Regions from separate parts of the Mus musculus genome. Here regions 1, 2, 3 and 5 are each linked to region 4. The links are chromatin loops, found by intact Hi-C in ENCODE. Cell type or tissue: left cerebral cortex. All regions are shown on one strand. Each heading gives the region's core, and the rest is flanking DNA. Links, peaks and the distances in the headings are about the cores only.

Evidence for each region. Hi-C counts contacts between places; a loop is a spot of excess contacts. Peaks named below come from ENCODE experiments on the same cell type or tissue, not always from the same donor. Only the 100,000 strongest peaks of a DNase experiment are listed, where the experiment ranks them.
Region 1: a loop joins it to region 4, with 5 times the contacts of the local background. A loop is called at or near these places in 31 of 42 quality-filtered maps.
Region 2: a loop joins it to region 4, with 3 times the contacts of the local background. A loop is called at or near these places in 18 of 42 quality-filtered maps.
Region 3: a loop joins it to region 4, with 2.1 times the contacts of the local background. A loop is called at or near these places in 18 of 42 quality-filtered maps.
Region 5: a loop joins it to region 4, with 6 times the contacts of the local background. A loop is called at or near these places in 14 of 42 quality-filtered maps.

What each region holds. Positions count from the first base shown.
Region 1 is chr11:62,041,465-62,047,876 of GRCm38, forward strand. It overlaps Specc1 (sperm antigen with calponin homology and coiled-coil domains 1), which reads left to right. Exons shown (of 15, transcript NM_001281818.1): 3 at 1,479-1,611. Gm39988 (a long non-coding RNA gene) reads right to left here. Exons shown (of 5, transcript XR_003949695.1): 3 at 3,815-3,981. Among named protein-coding and RNA genes, the nearest start is that of Gm39988, 5.8 kb to the right of the region's middle. In left cerebral cortex, for the core only: a CTCF peak has its summit at 3,395 (motif pointing left); a DNase peak (open chromatin) is centred at 3,308.
Region 2 is chr11:62,123,997-62,130,408 of GRCm38, forward strand. Specc1 (sperm antigen with calponin homology and coiled-coil domains 1) reads left to right here. Exons shown (of 15, transcript NM_001281818.1): 5 at 4,204-4,411. It overlaps Gm39985 (a long non-coding RNA gene), which reads right to left. Exons shown (of 3, transcript XR_879913.2): 3 at 5,567-5,851. Among named protein-coding and RNA genes, the nearest start is that of Gm39985, 19 kb to the right of the region's middle. In left cerebral cortex, for the core only: a CTCF peak has its summit at 3,873 (motif pointing right); a DNase peak (open chromatin) is centred at 3,897.
Region 3 is chr11:62,131,494-62,137,905 of GRCm38, forward strand. It overlaps Specc1 (sperm antigen with calponin homology and coiled-coil domains 1), which reads left to right. Exons shown (of 15, transcript NM_001281818.1): 6 at 337-410; 7 at 783-961. It overlaps Gm39985 (a long non-coding RNA gene), which reads right to left. Exons shown (of 3, transcript XR_879913.2): 2 at 746-986. Among named protein-coding and RNA genes, the nearest start is that of Gm39985, 12 kb to the right of the region's middle. In left cerebral cortex, for the core only: no CTCF peak of the experiment used is centred there; no DNase peak of the experiment used is centred there.
Region 4 is chr11:61,948,309-61,954,720 of GRCm38, forward strand. Gm12273 (a long non-coding RNA gene) reads left to right here and starts at 2,609. Exons shown (of 3, transcript XR_388712.3): 1 at 2,609-2,767; 2 at 3,138-3,374; 3 at 3,743-4,426. In left cerebral cortex, for the core only: CTCF peaks have their summits at 1,178 (motif pointing right), 1,378 and 2,505 (motif pointing right); DNase peaks (open chromatin) are centred at 1,216 and 2,505; H3K27ac peaks cover 872 bases.
Region 5 is chr11:62,007,241-62,013,652 of GRCm38, forward strand. The region is part of intron 1 of Specc1 (sperm antigen with calponin homology and coiled-coil domains 1); the gene reads left to right. Among named protein-coding and RNA genes, the nearest start is that of Gm39988, 40 kb to the right of the region's middle. In left cerebral cortex, for the core only: a CTCF peak has its summit at 3,634; a DNase peak (open chromatin) is centred at 3,795.

The DNA of each region.
Region 1 (6,412 bases), core at 706-5,705, 93 kb after region 4:
GTGGTACATCTACACAATGGAGTACTACTCAGCTATTAAAAAGAATGAATTTATGAAATTCCTAGCCAAATGGATGGACCTGGAGGGCATCATCCTGAGTGAGGTAACACATTCACAAAGGAACTCACACAATATGTACTCACTGATAAGTGGATATTAGCCCCAAACCTAGGATTCCCAAGATATAAGGTACAATTTGCTAAACACATGAAACTCAAGAAGAATGAAGACTGAAGTATGGACACTATGCCCCTCCTTAGAATTGGGAACAAAACACCCATGGAAGGAGTTACAGAGACAAAGTTTGGAGCTGAGATGAAAGGATGGACCATGTAGAGACTGCCATATCCAGGGATCCACCCCATAATCAGCATCCAAACGCTGACACCATTGCATACCCTAGCAAGATTTTATTGAAAGGACCCAGATGTAGCTATCTCTTCTGAAACTATGCCGGGGCCTAGCAAACACAGAAGTGGATGCTCACAGTCAGCTAATGGATGGATCACAGGGCTCCCAATGGAGGAGCTAGAGAAAGAACCCAAGGAGCTAAAGGGATCTGCAACCCTATAGGTGGAACAACATTATGAACTAACCAGTACCCCGGAGCTCTTGACTCTAGCTGCATATGTATCAAAAGATGGCCTAATCGGCCATCACTGGAAAGAGAGGCCCATTGGACACGTAAACTTTGTATGCCCCAGTACAGGGGAACGCCAGGGCCAAAAAGGGGGAGTGGGTGGGTATGGGGGACTTTTGGTATAGCATTGGAAATGTAAATGAGCTAAATATCTAATAAAAAATGGAAAAAAAAAAAAGAAAGTGTCCCACAGACATGCACACAGGCCAATTGAAGGTCCCTCTCCCAAGTGTGTCATATTGACAACTGGAATGAACCAATCTAGTCTACTTGGCAAGTCCTAGGCCAATGAGACCGTTCATCAGAAACGAGGTGTACAGTGGTTATTCTCTGACCTCTACATGCATGTGCACACTCGTGTACAAACATGAACATGTACGCAGAATAGCAGCTAGAGAGATGCTCTGAGTCTCAATAGAGACTTTGGACTTTTGGACTGTTAAGACTTTGGGCCTCAATGTGGTGAGCACATACGTGAAGGGTTGGTTATACTGTGTAGCACCAGGTGACTCTTGCTCAAGCTGGAGGGCCCTCTTTCTGTCTTAAGTGCAGGAATTTGATGGAGTCATCTGAGATTTTTTTCTCCTTCACGTGTTCTAGTCTAGTTAGGTTTTATAGGCTTAAAATGGATTGATCAGTGTTACTACTATATCAGAGGTCATGTTAGCCCCCTAACTTATTCACTGAAGGCAGAGTGTAGCTCCATGCTATCAGGGGCTGAGCTAAGTGCCTTTTCCCTTTGCGTAGTCTCTGTTATTCTACCTAAACTACTGGCCCTGGTGGGCATTGAGTTCCTCACCGTGTCTGCCCTCTCAGCTTCTCTCCCACTTTTCTCTAGCTCAAGAGGGCCAGCAGCGAGGACACACTCAACAAACCTGGAAGTGCCTCTTCAGGGGTGGCGAGACTGAAGAAGACCTCAACCTCCGGAGCCATCTCTGAGCTCACTGAGAGCCGCCTGAGGAGCAACACAGGTAGGAGGAACCTCCCCGGCCAGCTTGTTTTGTAGAAGCTCTTTTTGACTCATGATCCCTCCTCTGATCGCCCTGGCCTGGAGCTGCTCTGGGGGCATAGTCTTTTCCTGCAGAGTCTGTATACTGGGGAGGCAGGCAGAAAAACAGAAAAGCATCGGTTTGCCCTGTCACCCCAGGAGTCCATTTGTCACCGGTGTGTGTTCGTGTGTTCGTGTGTGTGTGTGTGTGTGTGTGTGTGTGTGTGTGTGTGTGTGGCCATCTTGGGTGCTGGCAATGATGGCAGTGGATCGTGGAAAGGCCCAAGATGAAGAACAGCCAAGGTCCTCCTTAACCATGATGCGTGTAAGCGAGTGCTACACTTTCTGCCTTTGACACATGTCACAAAAATATCACATTCCAAAGATGTATTTTAACTTATTCTTCCTTCAGGAAGTTTAATGTGAGGACTGAATGTGGCTTTGGTTGTAAGAAGGGCCCATATTTCTGTATAATGACTTAGCTGTTTTAAAGACTGAATTCATATTAAATACAACAAATGAAAGTAAGCTTATCTTCACCGAGTAATCCTGTGTTCCCGAAGTTCAACAGATGCCACTAAAAGTAAGTAATTAATTAAAAAGTAACGCCAGCCTTGTTCTCAAAATTAATACCAAAACAAGACATTAAAATGTTAGCAAATGCTGTCCAAAAAAGTTTAAAAGGGCAGTAGCAGACAGCAAAACCGAGCGGATTTGTGCCATCTAAGAATGAATGAATGAGGGTCTTGGGAGATGGCTCAGTGGTTAAGTGTTTGCTGCTCTTCCAGAGGACCAGGTTCAGTTCTCAGCACCCACGCCGTGGCTCACAGCTATCTGTAACTCTAGGATCCAACACTCTCTCCTGACCTCCATGGGCACCGCCCACATGTGATGCACAAACATACATGTCGGCAAAACATGCATATACATAAGATACAATTCAATCTTTTTTAAAGATGAGCCAATGAATGATTGTTATCATTTTATAATCTGCCAGGCATATCATAGGCCAAAGAAAAGCCATATGGTCATCTCGATAGATATGGGAGATGGAGCTGTCAGATTTAGCCACCATCCTGATTTAATAACAAACTCTTGATAGACCATTGGACAGGATGCGTGTGGGGGAGCACTTCTAGCAAAGAAGTATGTGTCTTGCTGCATGTGACAACACACACCTGTGGTCCCTGATGCTCAGACAGGGGTGTCTCCTGAGTTCACAGGTTCAAGCCTAGTTAGGTAAGACAGAGACTTCACACCAAAAACAAATAAACTGCACTCAGAAAATGTGGCAGGAGGATCAGGAGCTCAGAGCCAGCCAGGGTTACATGGTGCCTTGTCTGAAAGAAAAAAATGAATAGTTCTTTGATCAGTGACTGGTTAGAAAATATAATGTTGGAAGAAATGATCTCATGTAAGAAAGGATGGAAGGTGGCACACTGAGCAATAAATTTAGTTATTTAAGAGCCTGCACATTTAAGAGAAGTCTAACACCCCTTTGAAGAGCACAACTATGTCCTTGTGAATAAAGGCAAGGACATGCGTGGGTTTGGGATAGGAAGTTAAATATAGTAAAGACTAAATTCAGTAGTGCCACGTATTAAATGCAATAAGGGTGTCTCATGATTTCATCAATTCATTTGCATCCTAACTAACATATCAGTGTGGAACTGGGAGCAGCCAACAAGCAGCCAACAAGCACCAGGCCTGGCTGAGGAATTTAGGTTGTCCTGACTAGGAGGCTACACTTCCACCTAGTGGATAGAGGGCAGAGATGCTGCTAATCGGAGAATGTACAGGACAGCCAGAGTGTCCTGACTGACTGGGTAGGTCTCTGCTGGGATCTAGCAACATCCCAGGGAAGTTCTGAGGAAGAGCAATTCAAAGACTAACCACAGTAAGCAGAGGCAATACTGTGGAGCCATGGTGGGCAGCCAGGATCCACGAGCATATTTGGTACAGGGTAAATAAAGGTGGTTTGTGGCAAGTTGGAGCCTGTGGGTGTGGCTCAGGGTCAAGCTTTAGTTCAGCAGGTAAGAGGCCCTGAGTTCAATCCCCAGCACTGAAGAAAGGCCAAATAGAGGAAGTTAAGTTAAAACTGGATTACCCTGAAAAGTAAAACTGGATCTCATCTCATTCTTCTTACAAAAATAAGTCACAGGGATGTGGGAGAGTACAATGCTTACCGTGCAAGCATGAAGACCTGAGTTCTGTGCCTAGTGCCCATGTGTGAAGCCAAATGAGGCAGTGCTTGCTTGTCACCTCAGCACTGGGGAAGTGGAGACAGGTGGATTCCCAGGGCCTGCTGACCAGCCAGCCTGCCAAGTGGTGAGTCCTGGGTTCAATGAGAGACCTGTGTCAAAAAAACAAAAAACACAAACAAAAATAAACCAAAAAAAAAAAAAAAAAAGTGGAGGGCGATCACAGAAGACATTCAGTGCTTCATGTGGCTTCCATAGCAACACTCCTCACCTGTACGCCCATCTGTACGTGCACACACATGCAATCACACATGCACATGAATACCACAAGCACATTTGTAGACATAATACAAGTTCTGAAAATAAGGCATCAGAGAGTTAACCTGTGGTGGGGATAAAGGAGATGAAGAGTGGCTTCCATCATTAAAAAGCTGCAGAGTGCTAGAGAGATGGCTCAGCAGTTAAGAACACTTGCCATCTCAGAAGATCTGGGCTCAGCCCCCAGCACCCATGTGACAGTGCCCAGCCATCTGTAACTCCAGGCCCAAAGGGTTTGACAGGTTCTCTTGTCCTCCACAGGCACCAGGCACTCCTATGTATGAAGGTGAACACTCATACACATAAAATAAAAAAAATACTTTTGAAAGATGCTAAAGAGATTATTTACAATATATGCAAGTTTGTAAAGACTATTCAAACCCATAAAGAAAACTGCAGAACAATGTGTAGCTCATATAAAAAAGAAGTGGCTATTCCACAGAAAAATAGTAAACTTCCCTTGTAGTTGAGGAGCTACTAGTCAGAACAATAACTCTCTCTATGGCGCACCCTGGTGAGAAAATCCCAAACAGGTAACCCTTGCGACCATGACTATGGGTACAGAGAGCAGGTACACTGCTTATGACAGTTTGGACAGCTTGGCAGCACCTGAGGCTTGTTGGTTTGGCTGGCCAGTGAGGCCCTGGGATCCTCCTGCCTCTGTGTGCCCAGTGAGCACTATTTATATGCATTACAGGCTTGGCCTGCTATCCCTGCCTTTCTTACATGGATTCTGAGGACTGAAACAGGTCCTCATGTTTGTGTGGCAAGCCCTTTACAGGTTTAGCCCTTGATCTGTCCTCCTAACCCGTAACGTTTTCCATTTGTATTAGTACGTATTTGACTCAGCACATTACAGATGCTCAGGCTGGATCCCAATGCTCTTCAGGTGCTGTGTTTGCTCTAGGACTGACCTACACCCCAGCCCGTCTACTGCTTATATTCAACATGAGTGCTGTGTGTGTGTGTGTGTGTGTGTGTGTGTGTGTGTGTGTGTGAGAGAGAGAGAGAGAGAGAGAGAGAGAGATCGTCTTACATGCTGGCAAGACGTAATGCAATTCTCTGGAAATTCATCTGTGAATTCTAGGAAATTAAGGAAATGCTGCCAGCATGTAGATAATCTCTAAAAGTTAGGCAAGCTTGTAACTTACATAGAGGCTCATGGGAAGGTGTCTTAATGCCATTTACTCTTAGGGTACAGACTTTTGACTTGTTTGCTCTGATGCATAGAAGGTAGTACTGTTGTTGTTGTTGTTTTCTTTCAAGTATAGTAGTTTATCTCCTGGTTAATTTTTTATTTTTAAACTATATATATACATATATATGTATGTGTATATATGTGTGTATGTATGTATATATACATACATGTATGTGTGTGTGTGTGTATGATACTGCAATGACTAATATTCATGATCAAATGTGACTGGATTGGAATAATGTAGGAGACACCTAGATGAAGTGGGGTCTTGGACTGAATGAAAAAAGATAAAAGGAGAAAGCAAGCAGAATGCCAAGCGAGCAGAATGCCAGCATTCATCCCTCCACTTCCTGAATGCAACATGTCCACCCACACTTCCATGAGCGTGCCTTCCTGCCCCGAGGGACTGTACCCTCAAGCCATGAGTGGAATTAATTCTTCCTTCCTTAAGTTGCTCCTTGCTGGGCTTGTCACAGGGACAAGGAAAGCCCCTAGGACAGGTGCAGAGACAGTTTATATGTATCCTGTGTGAGTAGATCTGGTCATTGGCCTATTACCTGCCCTGCCCACCATTTCTTTGTTTAGATTTGCCTTGCACTGTGATTCTAAACCTATAACTAGCCAGTATCACATCTCAGGCCCCTCTGCACGCTCAGTCTGAACCTCACCAACTCAGTGATTGACACATGGTAGGCAGGATGGGAGTTGCTTCCATAAGCGTAGGGTGGGAGGCTCATATCTTTTCTTTTTCATTTTTCAAAGACGGTGCCCAGTTTCCCCTGTTCCCTATAGTACTGCTAGAGTTTGCTTCAACAAGAACAATCAATGGAGCACCTACTAGGTCTGGCCCACCACCTGCAGCCCTGCTCCCTGCTCCCCTGCCATCTGCTCCCCTGCCTGCCTCCCCTCCCAATGGTCTCTCAGACCTGTTGATACTTCTTCCTCAGGCAGACTTAGGGCTCTGGTCTGAACTATCACATGTCCACCTTGAGCACTCACTTTTGGACTTTATGTTGTGGATCTGAGTGTGTTAGATCTTCTTCCTCTTATCCCTGAAGTGCCCTTTA
Region 2 (6,412 bases), core at 812-5,811, 180 kb after region 4:
CTCTTTTACTCCACTATTGAGAATCAATGACAAACCTAACTGGAGCCCCTTCCAAGATGGCTCTCTCTGGGTAGTGTTTCATATGGCTAATTCATTGAGAAAATAGAGACCAGGGCCTTTACAGCTGGGTCAGTATAAAGGTAATGCTAGGTGTGGCCCTCTCCCAGAAGGGTCAGTGGATGCCATCATGAGATAGTGTCAAAACTCCACTGCTTCATGGCTTTCCCACACTGAGATTAAGGAGCACTCCTCAAAATATTTCCTATGTGCACATGTCCTTCTCCAAGGAAACTGACCTGCAACAGAACTTTTCCCCCAAGTTCAAAAATGTCCCAGAGCTTGGAGGAAGTGGTGACATTTGCTAAGATTCCAGCCTGGTCTGACCACAGCTTACTAGGTCGCTACCTGGGTTTAGTCGTTGTTGGTGAATCAGGGAGGACTCTTGATGTCCTCTTACTGAGAAATCGTGGTGATCTGTTTGAATCTGACTAAATAGTTAGTTTTCAAAGATGAAAGATGCTTGCAGAGCTTGGGAGTGACTTCTGTTTTTCAAAAGACTCACCAAAAACCAAGTTTGGATGTCTGAAAGTGGAATTCCCAAATTAGAAAAACTAAACTCAAAGTTTGCATTGCTAGGCAGCAGAAAGGCTAGGATCACAAAAAGGGCATTTTAGAACTCCGGTGGTCATAAATACAGGGCTTTGTTCTCTGCTGTTTGGTTGCTGAATTTTCTAAAATTCTTTATTTGTGTTTGTGTGTGGATATGGCACTTGTGTGAATGTACCTGTGGAGGCCAGAATAGGGCATCAGATCATTGGAGCTGGAGTTGCCACCCAATGTGGGTTCTGGGAACCAAAATCAGGTCCTTTGGAAGAACTGTATGTGCTCTGGGCCATGTCTCCAGCCCACATTCTTCTTTTAAAATAATTTCCCTATATATGTTTGTTAATTTATAAAACAAACATAATCTGAAAATAATAACGTTGTCCCTATGAGATGAAATGGTAAAACTACTCTTTTAAAAAAACTAAGTTTTTTGACTGAGTGTAGTGGCACAGGCCTTTAATCCCTGCCCTTTGGAGGTAGAGGCAAGTGGGTCTGCCAGGTCTAAATAGTGAGCTCCAGGACAGCCAGGACTATGTAGATATGGAGCAAGATATGATTTGTAGGCTCATCAGCTCTGACTCTCTGTACTTCTGTCCCCTCCCCATGCATGCCACCCCTTGGTGTTCATGATCATGAGGTATAGGAAATAAAACCAGAGTCTCTGAGGGTCATCAGTCTCAGATGCACTCAGAGACCTCATTCAGGATGCTTGGCCACTTTCCTCATGATAGTGCCCAGTTTTACTCTGTGCCCTTAGTATTCCCTGCTAGTCCTGTGCATGTTTCTGGGTTCCAGGTGACATGCTTCTGCCTGAGGAGTCCAGCCATGAGCCCATAAGACTCAAAGTTTACCTTCCAAGGCTGCCTTTCAGACAGTAGCTTTCTAAAATCTAAAATGTAGGGCTTCAGGGCTGGAGAGAGGACTCAGCGGTTAAGCTCTTCCAGAATACCTGGGTTTGGTTCCCAGCACCTACAAGTGCACCACAACCATCTGTAAATCTTTTAAAAAAGACAAAAAAATAGAATGTGTCTCAACTTTTAAAAAAGTCATTTTCTATGTATTATGAAGTAATCGTGATAAGATAGAAGACTTTCCACCAGCCAACTCTCATGGTTAAATAGACCTATATTTACTGTGATTCACATTATTATGTCTTTTTTGTTGTTGTTGTCTCTCTGTGTAGCCCTGGCTGTCCTGGAACTCACTTTGTAGACCAGGCTGGCCTCGAACTCAGAAATCCGCCTGCCTCTGCCTCCCAAGTGCTGGGATTAAAGGCGTGCGCCACCACGCCCGGCACATTATTATGTCTTACTTATGCATAAGACATAAGGCTATTCTGGAAGAAGGAAGTAGTTTTTATTGAGTGGTTACTATATAAGGCAAAGTTAAACTGTACCAGTCACTAATAAACTGTAAATACATTATTTCATTAAACCTCCATTGTTCAAATAAGGAAACTGAGGCAAAGGAATTAAAAGAATACAAGGTTCAGCTATGTATGGTGCGGCATGCTGTAGTCCCGGGACTAGGGGCTGAGGCAGAACTTCAGTTTTGAGTACTTAACCAGCTTAAGTTACATAAAGAGACTCTTTCCAAATAGCAATCTTAAAGTAAAGTAAAATAAAATAAAATAAAATAAAACCCCACAAATCTTGATTTGGTAGAACTGGAGTTTAAATCTTGGCATTTAGTTTCAGATTCTGTGCCCTTCGCCATTTTGGTATACTTCCGCAGCTTTAGTTTTGACAGCAGCCTGCAGTGGTATGTATGCACAGTGCAGAGCCGCAGGCTTTTGTAACTGAAGTATGACTTTTAGCTCGGGCTAAATGATGTTTGTTGGTCCTGAGGTTGTTCCTCATATTCTCATCCATCCATCCATCCATTCACCTGTCCCACCTACCAAGTGGAAAACATCACAGGATCGCCTTGTACTGTTTTACTCATCCATTCATCACATGCACATTAAGTCCTTTCTCCATGCCTAGCACTGTGCATGTGCAGAGAGAGGGTTCTGTGTACTGTTGTGAATAAAGTCGACCAGATCCCTATTCCTATAGCGTCCCCAGCCAGAACTGCAACTGGGAAAAAAAATTAGATGCAAAGTCCCCACACTTAAAAAAATTAGAAAGAAATCTATTGCATATCAAGTTTATGTTGCCTGGAAAATACCTACCTATTTATTAATGTCAGTTAAATTGCTAAAGAAAAGGGGCAGTGTTTATTGTAGCATTTTTAAAATAATAATAAAGTGGGGTTTACAGGCAGTGGATTTCCAGTATATGGTAATTAAAATAATGTAGTGCCAACTAGTAGATGGCTCAGTGGATGATTCTATGTACTAGACAATGCTTATTATACTATTTTAACATAATTTTAAATGCAGATTGATACATATTACAACAGGTTATTTGTATGTGTGGTAGATGCATTTTCACATGTATGTGGGCATGTGTAACTATGAGGACCAGAATTTGAATCCCTAGCACCCAGGTAAATGCGGGGTAAAATGATAGCTTGCCTATAATCTTAGTACTCAAGAGGTAAAGACAGGAACTTCCCATAGCAAACCAACTAGCTAGACTAGCTGAATAAAAAATTTCTGAGTTCAAGTGAGAGATCTTACCTCCGTATCTATCATGGAGAGTGATCAAGGAAGACACTGATGTCAAACTGACCACCATTCATTTGTACAAACACATGCACCCACACACTTGCCCACATACATGTGAAGATACATGCACACACACACATAATCTGCTGTAATATGTATCCATCTGCATGTACTAACATTTAAAATTATGTTGAAATAGCATAATAAGTATTGTCAGTATAAGACAAAGGCATATTACACCCTGCAGTGTAATACTTCCAAATCACCACACACATACAACCAGTTGTGTAAAGTTTTATAATACCTGTTCAAGCCTATATATTATCAAGTACTTATACACATATGTAATAAGCATGGGAAACTCTTCATGGAATAACCGCACACCAACTTTAAAACAATGTCTGTTACTTGCTGAAATGGAAAGAAAAGTTGAGGCATTAACACATTTTATTGAATTAAAAGATTCGGCAAATATGGAAAAATTTGTTAAGCTCAAGTGCATCATTATCTTGTTTCTATGTGTGTAATTAAAGTTGAGCAGGTAAAATTAATGGGAGTATTTTCTGTTTCCAGAACATTCAGATTTTTATGTTACACGTTTTATTCTTCCAAAGAAGGTTGAGATCTGTCTGTGGCTCAGGCTGCAGGAATATTGAATCTCACCAGCAGAGGGCGCTGCTCTGCAGAGAATGTGAAGAGTGGCCAGGTTTTCATGCTTCCCTGTTCTGCCCTGGGAAGGGAAAGAGTTGCCTGTACTAGGAGGCCCTTGCTTTCTGCTTATAAAAAGGGGCACAGAATCCAGGCCTTTGGACACATTGTGCATCTTTTAACATTTATAGCCTTGGCTGTGCCCAGACTAAAAACAGCAAGGAGTGGCGTACGCCAGGGCATCCAGCAAGTCTTCTACCGACCTGTGAGAGTGGTTTTTTGTTTTTGTTTTTGTTTTTTTTTCCTGTTAAACTGACACAATATTCCTTTTTCTCTAGATGGAGAAAGATTATTCGTACCTGAAAGAAGTCTGTGATCATCAAGCAGAACAGCTGAGCAGAACCAGCCTAAAATTACAAGAGAAAGCTTCAGAAAGTGACGCAGAAATCAAAGACATGAAAGAGACCATATTTGAATTGGAAGACCAGGTGGAGCAGCATCGCGCCGTCAAGTTACACAATAACCAGCTCATCAGTGAGCTGGAAGGTAAGTGGCGTCAGCCTGAAAAGGGTGCGGCGACAAAGGGGTTTCTAAGGATGTTTGGTGGCCAGGGTGTCAGAAGAGCCTGTCTTGTGAGCCCTGTATCAACTCCCTAAGAGAACTTAAAAAACAAGCATTAATCTCTGAGAAGACCACAACTCTTGAAAGAGGCAGTGCATTTGGGAAGGGTTAGATGTACCTACCTGTGCAGCTTCCTGCAGCCTCCACCTCTAGACAACCAAGCCGTCTTTGAATTCTGCTGTGACTGTGGGAGGCGTTTTCCCCTACGGATGGCCTTCAGGGTTTGAGAGTAAATTATTTACTGCCTTTGTATCAACAGTGTGTTGCCTGCACTGTCTGATGGATGAGATCTACTCAGAGTGAAGCAAACCATTGTGCCTGTGGTCAAGTCCAGCGTGTTCCCATTGGTGGCAGGATTTGGGAATCTCTCACAGATGTTAGCTGCTTGGTTTCCAAAGACACATCAGTATATGGCTTTAGGAACTCACTCCCTTGAATGGGGAAAGACATTTTTTTAAGAGATTTAAACTTCCTTTATTTTGTCTAAATCAACCTTATCAAATATCACACCTAGTTAGTTTTGCTTTTGTAACAAAAGACTTTAAAAAACAAAGATTTGTAGGGCACTAGTTACTACAAAGATGAGCTTAGTTGCCTGAGAAGTTTTCTGTCATGTACAGCCAGCCTTGGTACTCACAGATTCTGCATTCCTGAATTTACCAATTCACCAGCTCACTAGAATATACTTGTATCCCTAGATTGGTGCTTACAACACCTTCCTGGTTTGGGAAAAATGGAAAGAGGTGAAAAGTCAGAGGAAAGTCAGGAAAACCTCTGTTCTTCGCAGAGATTAAGCTCAAGAACCCTCTACTTTCTGGTCTGAATTATGATGCTGTGTACAAGGATCTCTTTTTTCTTTAAAAATATTTGTTTTTTACCTTTTATTTATTTTGGCTGTGGAGGTGGGAGGACAGCTGTGGGTATTGGTTCTTTCCTTCTACCACACGGTTCCCAGGGATCAAACTCAGTCGCCAGGCTTGATAGTATGTGTTTTACCCACTGAGCTAGCTCTCCAACCTGCAAGTGGGTTTTTTAAAACATAACAATCCTATTTAAAAACAAAAGAAAACACTCTTGTACTTTTTTTCATGGTTTTTATTTGAAATGCTCCCAGATACGATGCTGAAGTGCTGTCTACTGTCCCTAGGTGCAGAAGGCTGTGATGGTATCTATAGAAATAGGTGTGTTAGATAACATTGGTCAGGCCTGAGCTTTCGTGATGGTGAACATGAGTTCAGTGTCAGACAGCAGTCCAGGATATCCACACAGAGGAGACGGTCGTTCTTCCATCCTAACACTAGGCTTCTTTGATGCGCTGGGGAAATGCCGGTTATGCACAGTGACACATCTTCACTGATGTTGAAGCTATGAAAAGGATGGGAAAGCAAGGAACTTTAGAGATTCATGGAATGAAGATCTGTAGTTGACAGTGTCCTGGACAATAGTGTCACAATGCCAGAGACAAAACGAATTCGCTGTAACCTAGCCCAGGGCCAGCAGAACTGTCATTCATTATACACTGATTAGGCATAAGGGAAAGGATGCTTGCAGGCAAGAAAGGTTGCATAGATCAGAAAGCTACAGAAAATTGTTTAAAATACCAATTCAGTATTGCAAAAAGTAGAGAGGGAAAAAAAAGGCATCCTGATGCATATGGAACAGGGATTCTGGTGTGCAAATAGCATTTTAGATGGTGAAAACTGTGACCAGAAGCCTATAGGAATCCAACACTGTTTCCGTGGGGAGCAACAGTTCAGTATTCCTTGTTGATTGAGCACAGTGGTTTCTATGAGGGGAGCTGATTGTGTGCTCTGTGGCTGGATTAATTGACTAATACCAGAGTGACAGTGCCCGTTGTTCGTTGCCTTTGTCATGGACTGTAGAGCAGTGACACTCAGTGTCACCCAGGTTCAATAGCACTTCTTG
Region 3 (6,412 bases), core at 634-5,633, 180 kb after region 4:
ACACCAAAGCCATCTGTATCTCAATAATAAAGACTGTCAGGAAGGTTGTGTGACTGGCAGGGAGGCCCAAGGCAGGGGTGTACTTCCCATGACTGTTGAAGCCTCCTCCCATAGGGCTGCAGGAGAGCTGTACAACTGACCTTCTGGGTTATAGCCTAAGTAAGGACCACTGTCATGCCATCTGGTTTCCTCTTGGACGACTGCTTCTAGTTCTGTCTTTAGAGTCCTTACAACATAACTTACTGTAGTGGGATGGGTTTTTAAGCCTGCTGTCTCAGCTCACCTTGTGCAGGAGCCTTTCATCTTTGTAACTCTGTCTAACTCATTTCCTTTTAGGCAGTGTGATCAAGCTGGAGGAGCAGAAGTCAGACCTAGAGCGGCAGTTAAAGACGCTAACAAAACAGATAAAGGTAAGCCGCAGACCAGGAGTCTCCTCTACCATCTTACTGGGCAGTACTCCTGTCTTAGGTTGGAGATGTTGGGAAGGTACTGTTACACTCTCCAGCCAGCTTTTCCCAGAACATCTCCAACATACATTTTTTTTTTTCTGGCAGGAAATGAAACTAAAGCAATCATTCAATTTTTAGTTACAAAGAACTCTTTGCCATCAAGGAGTTACCTCTTGTGTCTCTTTCAAGTAGTGAGGCACCATTAAAGCCAAGTCTTTCTGCTTAAGCTTCCTAATGACTGATTCTTCAGGAACTAAGCTTCAGAAACCCCTACATAGAGACCCCAGCACACTTACCTAGTGTCTGAGGTAACGTGGAGTCTGTCCTTTTCAGGAGGAAACAGAAGAATGGAGGCGATTCCAGGCAGACTTACAGACTGCAGTGGTAGTGGCCAACGACATCAAGTGTGAGGCTCAGCAGGAGCTGCGCACTGTGAAGAGGAGGTTGCTGGAGGAGGAAGAGAAAAATGCCAGGCTGCAGAAGGAGCTGGGAGACATACAGGGGCACAGCAGGTGGGTCACAGGAAGAGCCACACTTCTGTGAATCAAATGGGCACATAGTCAGTGCTTTGCTTCTTGTGAAGGAAAAAAATCTAGCCAACTGTTCTCATATGTTTAAAGAAGGGGCACCTGATAGACTTTAGTATTCATCAGCATAGGGAGAACACACTCATAAATAATAACTTGCCAAAGTCTCTACATCAGAAAAAGCTAAAATGACTTCATGGAGGAAAACTGCCATCAGATAAAGGAGCCATTCCTACCAGCCCAGGAATGTGCTTCGTGATTTCTGATCTCATGGGCTAGTTCAGAAAGGTAGAGGCACAAGGATAGACGCAAGTGTGAGACCAGCAAGGTCTAAATAGGGAGTCCAAGCTACCTTGCATCCCTGCTGTAAACAAAAACAAAGAAACAACAAAAGTCGTGTGTCTGCTGGATCCAGTGGTGCCTGATACCTGTAATCCCAGCTCTTAGAAGACAGGCAGGAAAGCTAGGAGTTCAAGTTATCCTGAGATCCATAGTGAGTTCACCAAGCTTTATTCCCAGCCCCCATCCCAGGTGCCTCACAATACATTTGCCCAATCACGTTTAAGAACGTGTTCCTAAAGCAAACTTGAAGTTGATTGGTATGGAAAATTCAAGCTGGAGAGATGGCTTAGCAGTTAAGAATGCCGGCTGCCCTCTTCAGAGGACCCAGGTTTGATTGCTAGCCAACTACATGGTGGATGACAGCCATCTGTAACTCCAGTCCCAGGGGAGATCTGATACACTCTTCTGGCCTCAGAGGGTGCCAGGCATGCATGCAGACTAAATACTCATACCCATAAGATCAATGAAATTTAAAACTGAAGTAGGATTTACAGATTTACAGATTATCTACAGCATTTTTGGCATTCGGTAATGTGGTATCTTCGCCTAATGGGAGCTTTGAGAATTCTGAGTGTTCAGAAATTATTTTGAATTTCTAAATGTTTTCAAATATAAAATACTGTCTTTTAAAGTCAAATTTAGTGGGTTCTCAATGTAAGTTTATGGAAGTTGCCTTAATCTCTGTGTTCCGGGATTAGAGGCGCTGCTTGCTGATTTGTTCCTGAGCCTTAGGGTCTGACCAGTGGTTATGGGTTTTACAGCATTGGAAAGCTAGATTCTTCTCACAATTCTCTTTTTTAGAAGTCTTTTATATTGTCTATCAAATCAGTTACAGTTATGGCCTGTTCCTTTGTTTGGCTCGAGAAGGATTCATGCAGTCTTGGAAAGTCATGACCATTATTTCATAGTCCAACTTTATTTTCTGGACACCAAAGAACACGATGATTCTGGGGTTTTTTTTTGTTGTTGCTGTTTTGTTTTGTTTTGTTTTGTTTTGTTTTGTTTTGTGTTAGTCAGAAGGGGAGTAGGAAATGAAGGTTTCTGATGTCCCCTACTGAGATGATCACAGGGTCCTCTATTTGCCTTTGTGCCTGCTATCATTGTCTGTCTGCCGTGCTTCCACATTCTATGCCTTTGGAAGAGGAACCAAACCATAACTTGCATTACTTGCTACTTGCATTATTTTAAAAATTATTGTTTTATAAAAGGCAGGCTCTACATTTCTGTGGTGACTGTGCATAGATTATTGTACAAGATGCTGCGTTTCCTGCATAGGTTCACAGATCCCTGCTGAAACTCCGAGGTAATGGGACACCTTCACCTGTGTCCTGAAAGTGTAGGGCTCTGTGTGCTACATTCTGTCTCCTTCATTTTTCTTTTAAAAGCATGTGCCAATTTTTATTTTCCTGAACATTTTAAACCAACTACTCAAATCTAGCAACTCAAATCATAAAACCTTTCAAAACTTTAGAACTGACAGCAATCAGAGTGGACGTGTTACTGAAAACCATTCTGCTTCAGTGTTTGCCTGCCACTTGGCAAGACATGGGACAACTGCTGCTGATAGGCTCTTACTGGATTTTATACTTCTCACAAGTGGCTCCTTGAAGAATTGACTTTTTGAAAATTACTGGCTGGTAACTCAGCTTCTTCCTGAACCTACCATATGAGCAAAACTGGAAACCAACCCAAAGCCTTAAAGCTCCCGAAACAAGTTAGTGACTCCATGGTGGAACAAGTTCTTGCCTGACATTTCAATTTGACTTTGACAGTCACCTCATAAGAACCCTAGGGTTATTCATGAAGGAAATAAAGCCAGAGAACTTGCAGAGGGTTCTCTGATGAGGTCTTGCAAGCACAGCTGAGTCAAGAGAAGAACATCCATATAGCAGCATGACTGTAACATAGGGCTTGCAGTCCATACTCTCATTCTGTGTAAGTGGGCATTTAAAGGAATCACATAGAGTCAGCTGGTAGGTAAGCAAATGAGGAGTCTGGGCAGAAGTACAGAACAAAGTGGGATACAATTTAACCCATTAGTCATCTTTAGTCCCAGTACATTTTCAAACGTGTGGGTATTATTATTATTATTATTATTATGATGATGATGATGATGCTTTGAATGGTTTGAGACTGTTTTGTTTTGAACTTGAGTAATTCTCCTACCTCATCTTCCCAAGTTTTTAGAACTATAGGCACATGCCATCACTCCCTATTATGCTTTTATTTTAGAGTCAGAATAGTTGATCTTATTCAGGGAATTGCCAGGTATGCTAGGGGATAGCTATAATCCTATCGCTTGGGAGGTAGAGACAGAGGATGGGTAGTTCAAGACCATCCCTGACTTCATAGTGAGTTTGAGGCCAGCATGAAGTATACAAGACCCTATATTAAAAACAAAAACAAACAACAAACAACAAACAAAAACCTGGGTGGTCAAAGAATGAAGGTGGTCAAATATTTTCATAATTCAAAACAAACAAACAAACAAACAAACAAACAAACAAACCTGGGTAGTGGTGTCTCACGCCTTTAATCCCATCACTAAGGAGACAGAGGCACATGGATCTCTGTGAGTTCAAAGTCAGCTTGGTCTACAGAGCACGTTCTACGACAGCCAGGGCTACACAGAGAACAACTCTGTCAGGGGCGGGGGGCGGGGGGCATAAAAAAAATGGGTCCTAGAAAAATGGCTTGGTGGGTAAGTATGCTTGGTTTTAAGGGTGAGGACCTGAATTTGAATTCTCAGAAACTATGTAAAGAAGCTGGTCATGGGCACAAATGCCTGTAACCCTAGTGTTGGGAAGCTGTAGTCAGGTGGATGCCAGGAGTTCAGTGGCCAGCCTCTGAAACAGCACTCTTCAGGTTCATCTAAAAGTCCTGTCCTGTAGAGTAAGGCAGGGAGCAATAGAGAAAAACAATCCTGTCCTGTAGAGTAAGGCAGGGAGCAATAGAGAAAAACACTTGACATCTTTGGTCTCAACACACGAGCATAGGTGAGCACACCTGCACATGGATATATGCATACACCACATACAGCTACTCCTCAAATGTGTGTGTGAATACACACAGACATATACATACATGTGTATATGTAAACACATTACATATAGCACATATACATACATATATATGCATAAATGTCCCCATGTATCTTAATACTGATATATTGATGTTAGTTTATTCTTTTTTATGTTGTCAAAAGGTTTAATTCATAAGATAAAGCAGTTGTGACTATTCATGCATGAATTCTAACAGCAACAGTCAATCATAAATATAAAAGTTGCATGAACTATAAAGAGGAATATGCGAAAGTCATGGAGAATAAACTCTCCATCTTTCTAAACTCTCAGTCTTGCAACCAGCTGGCACTGCCCTCTTCCCCATGTAGCTCTACTCTCTGTTTAGATTAGGAACTATGACTAGGTGCTTTCAGGTTCTCCCATTCTGAGGCTGGTTGGTCAGCTGACCTTTCTCTGTTAGTCGGAAACCCAAGAACTAGCCCTGCCATCTCTCCCATGCAGTCCTCGGAACCTTAAGGATCACCATCTCCAAATGTTAGCTCTGACTTCCAGGCCTGATCTTTTTCTCCCAGAATTTAAACATGCTGATATATTTTTATTAATAAACATGAAAATGTTCTGTTTTACTGGACATAAATTAATGAATAAAAGTGTAAGATATAACTTTCTCAGTTATGGCTCCTTCCCTGGATAGTTAAGAGTTAGACATTAAAATAAAAACTCATTTGAATTAAAACATCACGTCTCTGGGATGGGATGTACCTCAGTGGTTCACTGCTTGCCTAGCGTGTACCAAGTCCAGGGTTTAATCCCAAATCAATCAATCAATTAATCAATCAGTCAGTCAATCAATCAATCTGCTTCATAGTTTTCAACAGATACAGGGAAATGTAGGAACATAGGCATCTCAGCATCTGGATTCTGTGGGGCCACATATAGCACTTCTAACAAAAGGTATTGATGATGAGCAATACACATACAGGAGTCATGAATAATAGCAGGAGCTATTTTTAGGGTGACATCTTCATTCTTACAGTATTTATCATGATAGTATCAATAGGCACCTGTGGAAGACATCTTTACAAGAAAGAACCTATTAGAAACACTAAATATCTGCTGCCGATTAACAGCATTAACTTCCAAAATAAAATCCTTCTGCTTCCATGTGCTGATCTTTACATCTTCCCCCTAGATCACACATTGTCCTCAGTGTGTATGCTGTCCTCACTAAGTGAAGCATGGTGACCTGTCCCATACAGACCTGCTGGAGCTGGCTTTTAACTAAGTGTGAACATCTGCTCTGTGTGCTAATGTCCGTTGTGTATGTCTGTGCTGCCCTGTCCTTAAAGTTCTAACATTTCAGAGCAACACAGCATGTGTTCTTTCTATAGCTGCTGCTAGAGAAGATGTGCCTATGATGGAGGAATAATGTTCTTGGATAACAAAGATGTCACTTGAAACTCAACTGTGACACTGAATCCCTGGTCTTGGTGGAAAGACCAGTTCCCATAGAAATTCCTAGGCAGTTTCTTATTTATTTTAGTATTACTGGGCCCACAGGCATTTCATTTGGCCCTTAAAGTAGAAATTGGACATCTCCTATGGTCTTCTCATCAAACATAATTCAGTCACTTGCATATGTTTTCATAGTTAAATACAGTTATGACATTAGATATATAAGCCTATGATGTTTAAATCTGTATGTGTGATTCTGAGGATCAAACCTAGGACCTTGTATATGCTACACAAGTGCTCTGTCACTGAGCTAACACCCTAGTCTAAAGGGCTACAAATGCCTTTCTCCTGTTTGAGAAAATATAGGTATGCTCTTCGTTGAGTCTTTAGGCTTCTTAGGCTGGAATAGTAAAAAGAGATCATTTTGTTTTGTTCTTGGCATTGATGACGGAGGGAAGCACAGAACTCTGCAAATGACAGGGGCTGATGTGCATCCCTGCTTCTCCAGGACAGTTCGTAGAGAAGTTCCGGGGAAGGAGCTGGGTAATGGCATTTTGGAGTTTTTGCCATTTGCTCAGTCCAAAAAGCATTGGCTTCCAAAACTTGTTTTGCAGCA
Region 4 (6,412 bases), core at 583-5,582:
TAATTCATGATCTTGTGTGGTTCTATATGAATTCATTGTGAAAACTGGTTTGAAGAGTCTCACAACATTACAAATACAACCACCATCTGGGTATCATGCCTTTAATCCCAATTCTTAGACGGCAGAGGCAGGGGGATCTCTGTAAGTTCTAGGACAGCCAGGGCTACATAGAAAGGTCCTGTTTCAAAAGACAAAACAAAATGAACTGAAGCAAAGCAAACTACCACATGGCAGCTCCACACCCTACCATGGAGATGTCTGTACCACCCCCCTTTCCCGTGTCTATTGATGCTTTATTCACTGTAGCAAAAAATAGGAATTAGCCGAGTTGTCTATCAAAAGATGAATGAATAATGAATATATATAATCTATAATGGAATATTACTTAGTTGTAAAGAAAAATGAAGTTAAAAAGTTTGTAGGAACATGGGTACAGTGTAAAGTGAGATCTCAGAATTTTAGAAAGACATAAACCTCATGTAGCTTTTCATAATTGAATCTAGCCTATATGTATTGTTACATATGTTACAATATGACATATGCAAACAAATGTCCATGTGGGTACAGTATAACATGAAGAAAGAGAACAAGAAAGGCGCGTGTACAGGGATGGGGAGGACTGAACTCAGGTGATGGACACAGCTCCACTCCGAACGCCAATCCTAGCTAGATAGAAGCTATGTATACAGTCATTAAAAGCTGTATAGAATTGGCATCTGTGATATTTTTATTTATTTGCAAGTTTTATTTTCTTTATAGTGTAGTGGGTTTTTTGTTTGTTTTGTTTTGTTGTTTTGAGATGGATTTTTATTATGTAGCCTTGGTTAGTCTGGAACTCATAGAGATCTACCTACCTGGCCCTATTTTTTTTAAGCAATAAAGTTTATAAAATAAAAATTTACATTGTGTTTGTTCTCTGACATTATAGTTAATCCCATATTGACAGAGGTTCTGCCCTGGGGACTAAACACTAGTGTGCTCTTCAATGCTCTCAGATTCATGATGTCTCAGGGAGAGTCAGTATGTAATCACTTCTGAAAATGTGCCTGTGGCCTGTAAAGCTATTCGTTTCTATCAGAAAAAAATATAAACGTTCTTGTTCAAAACTCCAAGGAATTCTGCTTCATTTAATTAAAAGCCTCTAGCCATGGGGAATGCGGGATTTTACATTGGGTCACTACTAGATGTGTCCCCTAGGTGGCAGCAAAGTCCTAACTCTAATTCTGACCTACTGGGCTTGTGTTTTGGGAGGGTGGGATGGGGAAATGGGGGAGGGGGGAGGGGGGAGGGGAGGTGTCTATTTGTTTGTTCTTTTTGTTGTTCTTGTTGTTTTGTTTGTGCTTTAAGACAGAGTCTTTCACTGTAGACCAGGCTGATCTTCTACTTGTGGCAATCCTCCTGCCTTAGCCTCTCTAGAGTGTCAGGAGTATAGGTATATGCCAATGTATCCAGCTTCCTGGTCCTTTTAGAAACTAATGATGACAATGAGAGTGTATTTATGTAATATAGATATGTACGTATATATCTATATATTACATAATAAATATTACATAATATGTTATATAATACATTACATAATATATTGAATATATATGTTTTGCAAATAGGTAAATTTTGAGCCATCTTTGGATTTAAATTTTATTTTTAATTGAATATCGTTATATAATATTACTATTATGAGGTTTTAGTTCATTCTCCTGTGGAAAGAAGATCTTAATATGCTCTTCAGTAATCCATATATGTGTATATACTGCCACATCAATCATTAATCAACTTGCCTAATCTCAGTTGAGAGTCTCTCTTCTAAAATGACTCTAGCTCATGCCAATCTGACATAAAACTAACCAAGACACCCGTGTTACACAAGAATTAAGCAATTTAACACTGGTTAGAGAAGGCTTTACATTTCTATGGTGCATAAGAGTCCCAGGGCACTTACCGAGTGGTTTTGGTTGTTATAAATAATAAAACTATACATTTAACAATAAACAAATACAAAAAAGTTTATAAACTCTGGTACTCTTAAGCATAAAAATAATTTATCTGAATGACATAAGAGCCATCTGTGAGGGCTCCAAAGTGGTATTTAATCTAAAGTGTCCTCGGGTACATGTGTTACATGCTTGGTCCTTAGCTTGGCCCTGGAAGGTCCCCAGCCTCCCACTTGGAAGGTGCTGGAACTTTGAGGAATGGGGACTACGGAAAGCATTCGGGTCATTGAAAACATGCCCGTTAAAGGGGACACTGTATACCAGCCCGTTCCCTTTTTCTTTTGCTTTCTGAACACTTTGCCTTTTCATTTACCCCAGCAGGGAGGCCAACGAACAGAAACCCTCAAAGCAGTGAGCGAAAATCAACTGTTTTCTTTATAACTTGATTATCTCAGGTACTTGGTACAATAATAGAAAGCTGACTCCCATAAAAAGGCTCATCAAATAGGCCCAAGCAAAGGAGCCTCCATGAGGGCCTTTCAGGTGAGCAAGACGGCGAGGTCCCTTCCGCTGCCACAAGAGGGCGCTCTAGCAACATGAGTCACGGTTTGGAACTTGACTCACTTTTGCATCACGCATTCCAAACTTCGGGGTGGCACAACCCTTTGACAAAGCAGATGTCACAACTTAGAGCCCCAAAAGTATAAAGAGAGGGATGGTCTCCCTGCTGCAGCCATTAGAAAAGTAGGACCTACAGCATGCTTGCAACAATTCGGGCACGGTTTTTGTCACCAGCCTCGACAGTGGAGTGCCTCAATCCTGGCGTGCCTGTAAAAGTAATTATTGTTGTTATTGTTATTATTATTGTTGTTGCTGCTGCTGCTGTTGTTGTGTGTGGGTATGCTTTTACTGCTGAGCCATCTTGCTACCCAAATAGTGCTTTTGTTTGTTTTGTTTTGTGAGACAGGGTTTCTCTGTGTAGCCCTAGCTGGTCCGGAACTTGCTCTGTAAACCAGGCTGACCTCGAACTCAGAGATCCGCCTGCCTCTGCTGGATTAAATGAGTGCGCCACCATCGCCTGGCCCTGGTAGTACTTTTATTGCTGCTAATTTTGATTTGGGGGTGTAGGGTGGGGGCGGGGCTAAATTTGACTGCCCAGAGCCTTTGCTTTGTATGGGGATAACCCATATAAAATGCTTTCCCAAGGACTGCGATGCTCACTGAACTACACCGCAAGAAACAAAACAGAAAGAGGGAAAGCGTCAGACAAACCAACCAGGAACAAGGCAACAGAAGGGAGGCGGTAAATGCTGAGGCTCGATGACTGCAAAGCCCAGTCGGCTTGTCTGAGGGAGGACGAGACTAAATCCAGGCAAGAAGTGAAAAGGCTGCACAGAGTTACTCGAGGTCAGCGCATGACGACAAAGGGCAGTCTGCCGGAACGTAAGTGTCCAAATAGGTGAAGCAGCAGCGTGGTTATTTACAAAGCAGAACTCTGGGGGGACCGGGTGGGGGCGCACAAAGATGACATCAGATGTTCGAACTATACCTAAAGACATGGAAGACCTTAAGAATGCAGCTAACAAGTTATGCAGGGGAGTGTAGGTAAGGCCGGAAGGACTTGGCAGGAGGGCACAGGAGAGGGAGAAGGGCGAAAGAACACCAGAGAATTGTGGAAGGATCAAGAGACACTGATGAAACTGGGTTGGATTATGTCATACTTTGGAGGACTGTGTCGAGTAGGAGGCACAGTTTAGAGAGATCACCGGAGGAAGCAGACTTGTTTAACATACGGGCCTATTTCCTTCAAGGGAAGGAAATGATAACCGATACCCGTTCACCCGGAAGGCTAGAGTGGATGCTGTCTAACCCTGGTGATCTTCTGCTATTCTATGGACTCAGCCTTCACCTGAATCTGCCAAAATCCTGAGCATTGTCTAGGCCTCAGTCCTGAGCTTTGCCTCCCAGTGAATAGACCCCATCCTTATGAGAGAGGTCCCGTGTATTTTGCATTCCCCATCAATAGAATCTATCTGAGTGCTTATTAAAGGGCTCTTACAGGCCCCAGCATGGCAAACGTGGAACTGGCAGGTTTTGCCCTCTCCCCTTCCCCCTCTCTCGTCAAACTATTAGATTACATTCCTAAAGCTAGCCACCAAGGTCTAGCCCCGAATTTGGCCACTTCCTTATGCCTTCGTAATAGAATCTCCTTTGTGCCGAGAACTTGGTGTCTGGGTGTGTTCCGTGCCCACTCTGAGGTCCCTTCACTTCCTACAAGTGGATTTGTAGGGTCTTTCTTCCTTGGCCTGTGCCGTGAGCACTATTTATCAGTCAATACAACTCATTCTTAATATAAGAGTCACAGGTGCTTGGCTAGTTTGGAAGGGAGTTTAGGTGCAGCCGTCCCTGAAGCTTTATGGTGAGAATTGTCACATGGAGACTTTCCCCAAGGCTTTACTGTGCTTAAATGTGTATGGAAAATAAACCATGAGATCAGACTCTGGATGTGTGTGTGTGTGTGTGTGTGTGTGTGTGTGTGTGTGCATTTTAAAGACTCTCCTAGCGTGAGCCTTTCGGTGCACACCGCACACCTTCTCTCAAAGTACTTAAGAGGCAAAGGTGGGTCTCCGAGTTCATAGTTAGCCTCATGTACATGGGGAGCTCAAGCCCAATCAGAGCTACGTAGCGAGAACCTGTTAAAAAACAAAACCCAAACCCAAACCCAGCCCAACCCAGCCCAACCCAGCCCAACCCAACCTAAACCCAACCCAAACCTAACCTAAACCTAACCCAACCTAAACCCAACCCAACCCAGCCCAGCCCAACCCAACCCAACCTAAACCCAACCCAATCCAACCCAACCCAACCCAACTCAACCTAAACCCAACCCAACCCAACCCAACCCAACCCAACCCAACCTCAACCCAACCCAACCCAGCCCAAACCAACCCAGCCCAAACCAACCCAAACCAAACCAAGGGCTAGCAAGATAGCTTGCTGTGCTTAAATATGCTTGCTACCAAACCTGACAACCTGTCTGATTCCAGACAGCCACATGGTGGAGGGAGAGAACTGACTCCAGTAAGATATTTTCTTACCCACATGCACATGCACCACATGCACCCCGACACACGTGCACCGCATGCACCCCGACACACGTGCACCGCATGCACCCCGACACACGTGCACACCACAAATATAAATAAACAAAGCAAAACCAAAAACCCCAAGACAAAACTCCGAGGACTGATTTTGATAAACCATGTTTTCTTTCATACAGTCAGGGCCGGGGAACAAGCTCAATTCAAGAAGCTCTTGCCAGGCTGGCCCAGACCTGAGTTCCATCCCCAGAACCCATGAGACAACAGACAAAACCCAAACCCAACCCAAGCCAACCCAAGCCAACCCAACTCAACCCAAGGGCTAGCCTGCCTCTCCCTTCCCAGCACCAGAATCATAGATGCTCCCCCATGATCCCGGTGCTGGGACGGGAGAGGCAGGCTGATGCTTGAGGCTTGCTGCCAACCAGTGAGCGACCTATCAAAAGAAAGATGGCTGGCACCCGAGAAACAACACCTGAGGTCCTCTGGCCTTCAAATGTACACACACACACACACACACACACACACACACACACACACACGTATAACTGCACACTTATGTGTGTGTGTGTGTGATCTGCATGCTTGTGTGTAAGTGTTGGCACAAGTGTGTCACAGCATGGCATGTGGTGAGTCAGAGGATAACCTCAGGCTAATCCTTGCCTTCCACATTGTTTGAGACAGGGTCTCTCTTTGTTGCTCACCATGTATAACCAGACTCCCTGACCTAAGCTGGGAGTTCTGGGGTTCTCCTGTCTCTACTTTCAATCTCCTTCAATCTGGGATTACAGATGTGTGCCACCAAGTCTGGCTTTACATGGGCTCTGGGGCTTCAGATTCAGTTTCTCATGCATTCATGGCAGGTGAGCCATCCCCTTAATGCCTGCTTACTTCTTATTAAAGGCAGCGATCACTGTGGTTGCCATTGTGTTTCTCTATCTATCAGGACAGCTTGGGTTCTGTCTAACTCACAGATGGGTATGTGATGGCCCTAACTTGACTCCACGCTTACCACCCATCTCACTGTCTATTTGGCTCCTGCATAAGAAAGGTCCATTGACTGGGTGGCTTAGATGATGGAGATGGAGTCTCAGGGCCTCCAGATGTTGAAGGTCAAGGCTAACTTGATGTCTGATGAAAGTTCCCTTCCTGATTAATTGATAGGAACATCTTTCTACATCCTCACACGGGGAGATGTACAAGAGAACTCTGTTTTTGAGGATATTAGTCCATTTCCTGAAGTCTCTGCCTCATTATTCTCTAAAGGCTCCACCTGGGAACATTGAACAACACTGGGGATTGTGCTGCAACATCTGAACAGGGACATAGTCATCCAGTCAGAGAATCCAACAGTCTCACTGCCTGATGCTGCCTGATGGC
Region 5 (6,412 bases), core at 852-5,851, 59 kb after region 4:
TCTTCTCCCTCCCACCCTCCCTCCTTCCTCCCACCCCACCCCCACCTTTCCATTTTCCCTCCCTCCCCCTCTCCCTTCTTTTCTTGCTTCCTTCCGTTTCTTACATTATAACTAATATTTCAGTAACTTCCTTTGGTCAGAGGATGTTTCCCATATTTATGGGTTATATCTGTAAATTTGCCAGTGTGGGATCACTGGGTCAAAGGGTACACATGCTTTGTGTGTGTCACAGGTCCTGAACCAGAGCCTAGCATGAAGTGTATGCTGTACCCCTAAGCTGCTCCAGGCCTGGTGGGAGCTCTTTAATGGTGCCTGATATGTGCTTCTGGCTTGCTTTCTACCCGCTGGGCGAGAGCTTTCTATTTTAGTTCCATCTGTTTGTCACCATGGACATGACAAGGAGTGAGTCAGAACATCTTCATTTTCACAAGACGATGTTAAAGGTCTTGCCCCCATCCTGTTGCTGCTGGCTTTCATGGGGGTTTTAGTGGAATACATGAAATGGTTAATCTTGACTGTCAACTTGATTTGACCTGGGATGCTGAAGAGGTTCCTAAAGTGCACGTTGGCCGTTCTGTGAGGGTGTTTCCACAGATGACCAGATGACATTTCAGACTTAAGCGATGCTGAGTCCACTGATAGATTCAGACTTGGGAGATCTTGACTTGTGGGAAGGTGGGAAGTGGGTCTGGCTTGGGGAAGGTAGCCCTGAGCTGTGCCTTGCTCTGGCCCCTTCCTGTCACCCTTGCTCTGGTTCCTTCGTGAGAGGAGCAGCACACCCCACCCCCAAATCTAGTCAAGGACTGAATCTGTCAAAGAGAAAGAGACCCCTGCTGCCTTAGGCTGTTTCTGTCAGGCATTTGGTCCCAGCTTGGTGTCTGTCTGTCGTGATGCCATAATGTCACCATCTTGCAGGCTGCTTTGCCAGCTCAATGTTAACCTTCTAAAGGTTTTTCATGGATCTGGAAAGGCGCCAAGTGGTGAGGAGCACTTCACAGGTCCCCCTCCTGCGGGTTTCCATTCAGCCCCCAGCGCGCGCTCCAGGGAGCTCACAGGAGGTTCCCGGGTATCTGCCACCTTCTTCTGACCTCTGCAGGTACCAGTATTTACCTGCCCTCCACGTAATTAAAGTAAAGCAAATCTTAAGATTTGAATTTGGTAGATGCTGGCTTAACCACATACAAGACCCTGGTTTTAATAAGTAAAACTCTTAAAATAAATAGTAAATAAATAAAATAAAAATTATTGGGACACCATGTGGTCATTTAGTATTTTTCCACAGTCGAAACTGTTCTGCTTTTTCTGAGCCTTCTCTTTGAAGGGATTTATTTTCTTCTAGCATTTACTCTGCCGAGTGGTGTGGAAGGTAGATTTAACCTGACATTTAAAAATAATACTGAGCTGTTTTCCCAATATCGTTTATAAGTAACCTCATGCTCTCTGATATATTTTTAAAGATTTTTAAAATCTCTCTCTCTCTCTCTCTCTCTCTCTCTCTGTGTGTGTGTGTGTGTGTGTGTGTGTGTGTGTGTGTGAATATGAGTGCAAAACCTGCAGAGGCCAGAAAAGTGTCCCTTACAGCTGGCGTCGCAGGTGGTAGTGAGCTGCCCCATTCGGTGCTGAGAGCTGAACCTGGGTGGCCTGTCCAAGCGGAAGCGCTCTCTCCAGCTTCGCTTGTTGATATTTCATAATGTCCTTTGTTTTTTTTCTTTTTTGAGACAGGGTTTCTCTGTGTAGCCCTTGCTATCCTGGAACTCACTCTGTAGACCAGGCTGGCCTCGAACTCAGAAATCAGCCTGACTCTGCCTCCCAAGTGCTGGGATTTCATAATGGTTTGGGATAATCTGGAATGTGTGTGTGTGTGTGTGTGTGTGTGTGTGTGTGTGTGTGTGTGACATTGATATGTATTTCTATCTCATTAGCACATCATGGTAATTTATTCTTTTGTAATATATAGGAAGAATGGAATGTCTAAAGTAATTATGTCAAAATAAGAAACTAGATAACTAGATAAAAAAATTCTTTTAGGCAGGAACAATTCTGGGTCAGAGTTTTTGACTGTGGGATGGCAACCCCATCCCTCCACTTGATGCTCTGTCTTTCTACTGGAGGTGAGCTCTTCGAGTTCCCTCTCCCCACTGTTAGGCATTTCATCTGAAGTCCCTCCCTTTGAGTCCTGAGAGTCTCTCACCTCCCAGGTGAGAGTGAAGAAATAAAAACTATATTCTCTAATACATGTATGTGTGTGTACACATAGAGTCTGCTATATGTAATGTGTAGAGAGTATGTAACATATGAATACAAGTATACTGAATGCAAAAGTGTGCAATATATATATACACATACATACACACACACACACACACACACACACATATATATATATATATATATACTTTTCCTTTTGGTTTAAGAAAGCCCTTTGTATAATCCGGACACTCTACACACTAGGAACGGCTACCCTGTAACAACAGGCTGGAGGGGAGAAGGATGTGGAGCAGGACCAAGGCTGTTGTGTAGTGGGGAGCTCACGTGCATGAGAAACAAACAAGAAAAATGGGCAACACTTATAAGTAGGTGATTCTCAGGAGAGTAAATACATGATATCCAGTCTCATGGTCACAGGAGGAGTGCACAGCATGTCACATGCAATGCCGTGCAGCGTCACTGGCAAAACACTGACAGCTTTGAATATGAATATGACTGACATATGAATGACAAGAACATATAGATGTGTACATTAGCAATAAGAAAGTAGATAGTGAGCTCTAGACCAGTCATGGCTACACAGTGAGACCAGTCTCAGAAAGAAAAGACGAGACCATATATTTTGTGTAGTTTTACATGTGTGTGCGCACACAGGCTTTTGTGCGCAAGCATGCAGAGGCCTCAGGAGTGACAGGATCTGACACTGTACTCGGAGCTCACACTGGTTTGGCTAGGAGAGATCGCCATGTCTCCACCTCCCCAGCACTGGGGTTCCAGGCACGTGCCACCAAGCCTGGGAACTGGGATCAGAGCTCAGCTCCTCATGTTCGTATGCTAAACGCTTTAGCAACTGAGCATCTTCCCAGCTCGATGCTGTACATTTTTAAGTAAGACTATATGGTGTGATCAAATTACGTTTAAATTCTTAGTTATTTGAAGAAGCATCATTATTTTTATATAGTCATAAGAATTCATTTTAAAAAGCAATAGATGTGTGATATCAAGTTGTGTGTGCTGCTCCCTCCAAAGAGGGAAGTAGACCCGGGGCAAGTCAGCTTTCTCTTTGGGGAGGATATACTTCAGTGTTGGAATTTCTTATGAGTCTGCGTTTGTATATTTGTGTGACATAAATAGATAATCAGGAAACTTCTCAGACCCATGGGCGAGAAGATTCTTGGGACCAGGATCCCAGATGTAGAAGCCCAGCGTTGGGAAAGCAGGTTTTTATATCAAGGAGCATTTGGAGGCGGGGGAGCCTGAATCAGGTTATAGAAGAAGAAGCCCAGAAGCCGTTGAGAAAGCAGAACGGCAAGTACTGAGGACAAGTTGCTGGAGTGCTGCATGCTGGCGGCTTCCCTGCTCTGTCCCCATTCCCAGGCTTCATGTGGTGACTACCTACGGAGCTCAGTGGCCCCCTAGCGTCCCTTGTATTTTATCTCTCCATTTAAAAGCTGCCACCTGAGGTTCAAAATGAGCCTTTATCCAGTTTCTTAATCCGTTTCTTGCTGCTATAACAGAAAACACCAAGTACTTTATTCATAAAATAGCAGTTCTCAGCTCACAGTTTTGGAGGCCGAAGCACAAGATGTGCAGCCAGCCCACGCGTTCAGCCTGTGCCGAGGGCGGTCTAGCTAGGTGACAGCGTGGTAGATGGCCTCATGGAGGGAGCTCGTACAAGAGTGTTCTTTTTATAACCACCTATTCTTGCCTGAGCTGACAACAGTCCCACGAGTATTATGTTAATCATTTCTGAAAGGGGCACCTTCAACCACCTAGCCAGCTCCTGTCAGGTCCCACCTCTTTACATTTTTATCTTAAATGTCCTTCCTTCTTTCCTTCCTGCCTGCTGCCATCCTTTCTTCCTTCCTTCCTTTGGGTCTTTTGTTTTGTTTTGTTTTTGTTTTTGTTTTTTAGATAGGGTCTCACTTTTTAGCTTGGCAGGCTCAGAATTTGTCTGGTAGACCAGGTGGGCCTTGAACTCATATAAATCCACCTGCCTTTGTTTCCCTAGTGCTAAGATTAAAGCCCTTAGTTGCTGGCCAACCTTAATTCTGTAAAAACAAACAAAGAAACAAACAGCTATTGTATCAAGTCCCATCTGTGCTGCTTACACACTCCTGTGTGGGGCCACTCAGGGCTGCTCACTAGAGCATCATCAACCTAGCATAGGACTCCTCACCGAGGTGGGTTAAATATCCTTCCTGCTTCATCCTCGGATGCTGACTGGTTTGATCTTATGCAGGTCTGGTGCAGGCAGCCACAGCTACAGCCACCATGAACTCAGGAGTACAGAGGTCCTGTCCCACCTAGAAGATGCTGCCCTTCTTGCCCCCCGCCCCCAGTCTTGCTCGGGCTCTTAAAGTCTTCCCAGCCCCTCTTTGTGGTGATCCCATTTGTGGATGAGCACCTCCCTGACATTCACTCTCTACACTTTGATCAGTTGTGAGCTTCTGCCTTAACCATGATCCACAGCACAGAGAGACTTCTCGCTAATATGGAGATATAAATTTGGAGGGTAGTTTGATACTGTGACCATTGAGCCAAATGACTTAGTAGATTTACCGCCAGCAGGTCCTGCTGCAGCAGTGCCATCACACTGGGGACAAAGCTTCTAGCATACAGATCTTTGGAGGACACGTGTAGACTATAGCACCTAGTTAAATACCTAGCAGACATCAATACCTAGTCTGCACCAGGCAGCATCATGCCTGGGGAGATAAGGAGGTCTTGGGCATGATGACGAAGGGACACAAACACACTGAAGAGTCTCATCGGCTACTGTGTCACTATGACATCACCCGGAGGGTGCCGGGGGGAAGAGTTACAGAGGAGGGACGTGAAGTTGTGGCTATTCTGGGAAGCACCTGTGGAGTGTCTGCATCTTTTTTTTTTAATTAGGTATTTAGCTCATTTACATTTCCAATGCTATACCAAAAGTCCCCCATACCCACCCACCCCCACTCCCCTACCCACCCACTTCCCCTTTTTGGCCCTGGCGTTCCCCTGTACTGGGGCATATAAATTTTGTGTGTCCAATGGGCCTCTCTTTCCAGTGATGGCCGACTAGGCCATCTTTTGATACATATGCAGCTAGAGTCAAGAGCTCCGGGGTACTGGTTAGTTCATAATGTTGTTTCACCTATAGGGTTGCAGATCCCTTTAGCTCCTTGGGTACTTTCTCTAGTGTCTGCATCTTTACTGGGGATTTTCCGACATGCAGCCCCCTCACCTCAAGCTAATCTCACCTCTCTAGTTCTTTTTTTCATCTTTTCTTTGACAGGACTACAGACCTTAGTTATAATTCCTCTTCTCACGGTTGTTGCCACTGCCAGCCACCAAGACTTCTGCAATTTCCCCAAAGCTTACGTTCTTAACAGACAGATGGAAACACCAAATTAAGGTGTGAGAAACAAGGAAAGTGAAATGAAGCCAAATGTAACAATTAAAATTTAAAACGCCCTGTTGGGAAGGCTAAAGGCGGGGTGGGTTCGGTCACAGAGAATGCTGTTTATAAGGAGGAAGGAAATGTATTAGGCTGAGACATTAACTGTGCTGCCGGAGGGATGGCAGAAAGAGACAGGAGGACATCTATTAATTCTGAGAGTGCACAAGGTAAGCCAGCAATGCATCACGACTTGGGGAACAGGGGTTCCCCTGAGGCAGGTCTGTGTGGAAGTCATACCTGGTTGCTGCAGTAACAACCTCCTCATGAGAACTGGGAGGCCTGAAATAGCCAGGTCTGCTTCAGAAAAAAAGATGAGTAGCCTTTTCCATCTCCCCTACGGGGAAGTAGAGGTAGGGTGGGAGAGAAAGGGGACATTAAAGGTAGGACCTTGAGAGATGCTTTTAGGTTGTAAGTGTCCACTGAGCCCGGCATTGTAAGGACCTCTGGGGTACTCAGGCTCCCAAGGCACTGTGGACAGTGTCCTTTTCTGATGGCTTCCTATGCTACTGGAACCCCTGCATGGGGAGACACTGAACCTTCCTGTGCTGCTGAGTGCTTTGATGGTCTCGTGGACCCTCTGTGAGGAGGGCTGTGTCCCTCTGGCAGGACCAGGGCAGATGATGTGTGAGCATGGCCTCCTAGGTCCACCTGAAGCACTGAGCACCACCTGCTTGCTTCCCATCTCCTGCTGTGGTGTCTCCTTCTCTGATGCTGCTGTTCCCCCCTACCATAGGCAACGTCACCCAGAACCTTTCCCTC